Linked DNA regions of Mus musculus: region 1 is linked to region 2. A link is a loop called in an ENCODE intact Hi-C map of the cell type or tissue named here. Cell type or tissue: gastrocnemius. All regions are shown on one strand. Each heading gives the region's core, and the rest is flanking DNA. Links, peaks and the distances in the headings are about the cores only.

The links. Peaks named below come from ENCODE experiments on the same cell type or tissue, not always from the same donor. Only the 100,000 strongest peaks of a DNase experiment are listed, where the experiment ranks them.
Region 1: a loop joins it to region 2, with 1.9 times the contacts of the local background. A loop is called at or near these places in 3 of 42 quality-filtered maps.

Annotation. Positions count from the first base shown.
Region 1 is chr16:30,095,867-30,098,773 of GRCm38, reverse strand. No RefSeq gene overlaps it. Among named protein-coding and RNA genes, the nearest start is that of Gm32998, 27 kb to the right of the region's middle. In gastrocnemius, for the core only: no CTCF peak of the experiment used is centred there; no DNase peak of the experiment used is centred there; H3K4me3 peaks cover 619 bases; H3K27ac peaks cover 1,128 bases.
Region 2 is chr16:30,170,642-30,173,548 of GRCm38, reverse strand. The region is part of intron 2 of Gm26562 (a long non-coding RNA gene); the gene reads left to right. Among named protein-coding and RNA genes, the nearest start is that of 1700025H01Rik, 21 kb to the left of the region's middle. In gastrocnemius, for the core only: no CTCF peak of the experiment used is centred there; DNase peaks (open chromatin) are centred at 598 and 1,648; H3K4me3 peaks cover 1,433 bases; H3K27ac peaks cover 2,317 bases.

The DNA of each region.
Region 1 (2,907 bases), core at 239-2,738, 75 kb after region 2:
TGACATATAGGATATCTAGTAGGAGATCCCCCAAAAGGGTCACAACCATGGTAACTGGCAAATGCTTCTGTCTAATTTGCATACTAAGTTATAGAGGATAGAATTTGTTCTTTTTTTTTTCTTTCTTTTGAAACAGACTCTCTTAGAGCTCAGGCTGTCTGCCATCTTGCTATAACTGAAGGTGACCTTTAAACTTGTGGTCCTCCTGCCTCCACATCCCGTGTGCTAAGAGTGCAGACACAGACCACTACACCTGGTTTGTGTGGTGCTAGGGGTGGAGTTTAGAACCTAGAGTTTTAGCATGCTAGGCAAGCATCTACCAGTTGAATATATCTCCGGCCACTGAGATTCGTGATCAGGCTTCAGGACTGCAGCAATGAGAGCAGGACTTCTCTCAACCATTCTGCACTGAGGGGTGATCATACCACAGGGATAAGAACTGGGGTTGGGGTGATGGGCTGGGGTAGGAGCAAGGGATCAGAGTTGGGGGATTGGAGTGTGAGAAATGCAGAATTAGAGAAGGCTGAGGCTCCAAGCACTTTCTGTCCCCAGGGCCCCAGGACAGAGGCAGAGCCTTGAGACAGGGAGACTGGAATCCAGGAGCAAGAGAGCTGCCAGCCTGCTGTGGTCTTAGAAGCAAGGGTTGGAAATCAGCGCGCACTCTTGGGCTGCTTGTCCGCTTCCACACCTTGGTGCCTTCTGTGCCCCTGCCGCTCTGTCCCCATACCTTATATGCCTACTATCTCCAGAATGAGCCCTTCTCTACTCAGTCACACAAGAACCTAAGGACTCCTAGTCAGGATGACTTGAGTTTTAGAGAAGCCATAGCTAGAAGGATGGCTCAGTGGTCAAAACCACTTGATGCTGAGTCAAAGAACCTCTGAATTCCAGCGCCCACATCTTGGCTCACACCCATAAGCAACTCCAGTTCTAGGGGTTCTGATGTCTTCTTTTTGGTCTCTACAGGCTCCAGGCACACAGTGGTACATATACATAAACACAGGTAAAACATTCGAACATGTAATATAAATTGTGTGTGTGTGTGTGTGTGTGTGTGTGTGTGTGTGTGTGTGTGTTGGCACATGTCTTTAACCCAGCACTTGAGAGGCAGAGGCAGGCAGATCTCTGTGAGTTTGTGGCCAGCCTCCTCTACATAGTGAGTTTCAGGATTGCCATACCTATATAGTGAGACCCTGTCTCAAAAACAAAACAAAACAGAAAACCACAAACAAACAAACAAACAAACAAAAAACATCACCAACAAAAGACATATTAATCTAAAAAAGAAAAAAAGATATTGTTTAGCCTGGCATGGTGGCTCATACCTTTAGTTTGAGGTCAGCCTGGTGGTCTACACAGTGAGTTCCAGGACAGACACAGCTACACAGTGGAGACCCTGAAGGGAGGGAGAGAGAGGGGGAGGAAGGGAGGGAGAGAGGGGAGGGGAGGGGAAGGGAGGGGAGGGGAGGGAGCAAGTGAGGGAGAGAGACAGAGAGAAACAGAGAGAAAGAGACAGGGTGGGGAAGAATCATGTAGGCTTTCATTCAGCTTAACTTTGCAGAATCTATACAGAGGACACATTGACCAGCTATCCTTGGGCCAAAGTGTTAGATCCAGGGCACCCCTTGGAAGCAACAGGCCCCAAGAGACGGGAGCTAACCAATCACTGTTCTGTTTTCCCCTCCGGTATCAACACACCCCTCACCCCCTCCCCTCCATCTGAGCCAATCCTTTATTGACTGGTTAAATGACAGGGACCAAGACAACTGTCAGCTCCATATTGCTTCCAGTTCAGACCGGATTCGGGGACCGTGAAGCCCTGTTCTTGACTGAGGCTGTGGACCCAGTTCAAAACAATCGGCTTTTCTTAAAAGTCAAGTTTCTGCAACTGCAGAAAACAGCCCAGATAATGCACTGCTGGCAAGCTGTGCTCTCTCCGTTGGAATCTGGTCTTCAGGGTAGGATGTACTGCTTGGAGTTTTATTTTTAAAAGCACAGTGCCTGAGGGGGGGAGAAACGCCAGCCAGCCCTTCCCTGGCAGTCTCATCTTTCACCAGGCTTGGAACATGTAAACATGACTGCGTGAGGTTCCGTGTTTATGTTTTCTCAATGACTTCCAGATTGAATTTGCTGTGTTTACAAGTTGGAGACACTTTTTCTAACCGCCGGCACTGCAAACTCCAGTGGGGGCCTGATGCCCCAGCTGGGCTCTCTCTGCTTCTAGTTATCCTGATCTCTGACAACATCACTGTGGTGCCCCAGCAAGAGGAGAGCCCAGCTCAGCAGCCGCCTAGAGACATTGACTTTTCAGAATTGAATGGAACCAAGAGGCCATGATATTATTATGATTCTGAACTTTAAACCTGGAGACCAGAGGTGGGATGCTGGCTAACTACAGCGTGTCATCCTGCTGAGGCGATAGTTTGATTTTCCTAGTGTCTCTCTCTGTGTTCTTGCTCTATCCAGACCCTATGAACCTCACTTTGAAGTTTCTCTAAATCCCCTGGAATCACAAGAAATGCTGGCCTCCTGCCCAGGGTAGCCCTGGATGCCATACATAGTACTTGCAGGTCATCTGTTACAGCACTCATCAGAGTTGTGCAGAACTTCAGAGAGAAAGTTCTTGAATCCTCTCCCTTTGTAAGAAACACTGAAAATAGCATCTCATCGAACTTCTCTTGTGCTACATGTTCAGTGTTTATGAGAGATGCTGCCCATACCATGGGGTACCAACTTGCATGCCAAATAGCCTCTCAGAGTTCTCATCCTTGGATCAAAGGCCCCTGGCTCACACCCACCAGTTGCTCTGTAAACAGGCAGAGCATTGAGAAGAAAGAGTGTCTCTGGCTCTCGAGCACAGGGTTGGTGCTGCTGTCCTTGTGACCTTGACCCACACTGGGCAACTCA
Region 2 (2,907 bases), core at 183-2,682:
CGCAGGCATGTATTCCTGCATTTGAATATACACATATACACCATGTGCTTCCCCAGAGAGAGACAGAGAGAAACAGGGAGAGGCAGAGACAGAAAAAGACAGAGGCAGACAGAGAAATGGGGAGATGGAGGGAGAGACAGAGATAGACAGACAGACTGACAGAGACATACAGAGACAGGCAGGGAGATGGAGGGAGATTGAAAGAGAGAGAGAGAGAGAGAGAGAGAGAGAGAGAGAGAACTGGCTTCTTCTAGACAATATTGCTGGGCATAGCCTAAATCTGTGCCTGTGTGTCTGTCCTGGTTCTCGGTGTGTGCACACCTATGTTTTCAACACCCTTTATGCTAAGGTGGTCATAGGTAGTTAGGTGTACACCATAGGCACTTAGTAGGTGTGCACTTGCAGAGCTGTGCTGGAGTGCAGAGGTCAAGCCGGTCACACGTGGCCTGTGTGTATGTGCTGTCACACACAGGGGCACTCTGCTCCCTTCTCAGATGTCTTGGCTGTGGCTTTGACAACTGAAACCCAGCTGCGCTCTGGCTAGGGAAACATCCGCTGTGGAAACCTAAGGCTGACAGTCCCTAAAGAGGGGTTCCACATGCTGCCAGCGAGCTCGCCTGGCCCTCCGCCTAATTCCCTGCAAATGCTCCTTAAATCTGTTTCTAATTTGGACGTTGCCTCCTCCCGTCCTCACCAAGCCTTCCCACTCTCACAACCTGCCCCAAGCCAGTCAAATTATGCTGAATAATGGCTGCAGAGGGGAGGGGTTGTGAAAGATCTACTCTGGACTGTTGGAGGGCGTAGTAGTGTCCCTTATTATTATTATTTTTTAAATTTATACAGAGAATGGTTCAGGAATCAAGAGTAATAAATAATTTGGGCTAACGTTACAGCCACTTTGGGTCACTTTGGGGAAGAACTCAGTAATGGTCACGCCCCGCTGTCCTCCGTGTTTAAGAAAGCCCATGTGCATGTGTGTACAGATACAAAGCGAGGGAGTTCCTTTCAAAGGAGGGGGCCTCGTCCGCAGGGATCTCCAGCTGTCTGAGCAGAATCCAGATGTTCTGGGTATAAAGGTTCTAAAACAAAATATGCCATCCATATATTTTACAGTCCTGTGACAGGCTCAGCGCCTAGAAGCCCAAGCTCATGGGAAACGGTATACAAAGCTGGAGGAGAAAGAAAGCGGGTAGGGTTGTTATGTACATACACACAGTACACACTGACAGGCTTGTCCAAGTAGAGAAAGGAGGGGTGGGGGCCAGAGACGATGATCGGAGCTTGTTTGTGTTGGGGGCTGGGAAGTGACTGGTGATACAGTTGCTTTGAGGGTTAGTGTGCTCATGGAAATAGTGCGTGTGCTCTTTAAAGCCAGGGAACTTGGCCTTCTGACCCCCTTTGGTACCAAGCAGACCAGTGAGCTGGGAAGATGCCGGGGAAGACTTGAGTCAACTGTGCTTTGTGGCCAGGTAGCTGAGGAAGTCTAGAGGAGGACCAAATCTTGTGTCTGGCCTTGGCAGGACTCTGCGAATGAGCATCATGTGCCTCCGCTGCCTCATCCCTGAGCGTTAGCAGCTGCGGTGCTATGGAGGTGATTCGCGCATGCGCCTTTAGTGTGTGTGTGTGATGCTGCCGGGCCTGGCCTGTTGCCTGCCCCTCAGCTGGTTTGGCAATTGTGGGAAGGTGGGGTTTACAGCCTCGGGCCACCGGGAAAGCTGCGAGGCTGTCAAGACCCAGAGCCACACGCTTCTCCATGTGGCTGCCAAGGAGGCTGGAAGAAACCGCGCTGAGCTCAATGACACCCCAAGGACTTTGCTCTCCTTTCCCTACCACATGGCAGACACGGCCACCAGGAAGCCCTGCGAAGAAAGGGGCGGATGTGGCCACCCTTCTGTGTGCCCAGGCCCTGTCTCTTATTTCACCCAGCAGACACTTCCCCCTCCTGTCTTTCCCAGTTTTAAACTGTTGCCACTTAGTTATGTGCAATGCTAAAGGCTCGTCCCAACCCTTGTTTAGCGTCAGGAACACATCCGGAGGTTCTGTCTGCAGAGAGAATTAACTGGCTGAGACTGGTCCCCGCACCCGCCCTGCCTTGGAATTAGCTGTTCCTTCATAGTTTCCACCCCGCAGTGTCTCCTGGGCCTTGGTTCCGACCCATGTCTTTGAGGAGAAGAGAAGGTTACAGTCTCTAGAAACTTCCCAGGAACTTTCCAAGTTTTGTCCACTTCTTCCCAGATGGGACAAGGATGAGCTGACCTTGGGGGACACAAAATGGTAAAGCAGCTGCCTAGGGCACTCTGGCTTTCTGAGTTCTCTATAGAGAATGGCTAACAGCAGCATGTCTTTTAACTAGTTCTGAGCAGCAAATGAACCACTCTCCTGTGTTCAAAACACATGCTGTTGGTGTGTGTTATAGCAGTGAACTAACCGCTAAGTGATTAAGTAGGAAATTTCACTTCTCTGACACATACAGGGAGAACCAATTGCCAAAGTTGCCTGTTCAGTAAATAGCAAGTATAGGACCAGAAAAGGAGGTCAGCAACAGCTCTACCAAATAATGTTAAGACCCCCACCCCAAGCCCCCCACTACCTCTAACTTCCAATAGGTTTGGGAACTATCAGCATAAGTTCCATAGGTTTCTTGGCTCAGCCCTCCTCAGGATGTGAATGTTCTGTGATGGCGCAGTGACCTCCAGCCCTGGGGGGGTTTCCCTAATGTTGGGAGACGGAAGCCTTTCCTCTCAGAGCACTGGGCGGAGAGGTTAAACTCCAGCTTTCTGCCTGTTGTGATGTGATGAATGCTGAAGCCCCTGGGACGTTAGTTAAGAGGAGGTCCTAAGTCAGTGCCACAGGTGTCAGTGTACCAGAGAACATTCCTGTATGGAGCCTGGCAAGAAGTGCAGAGGG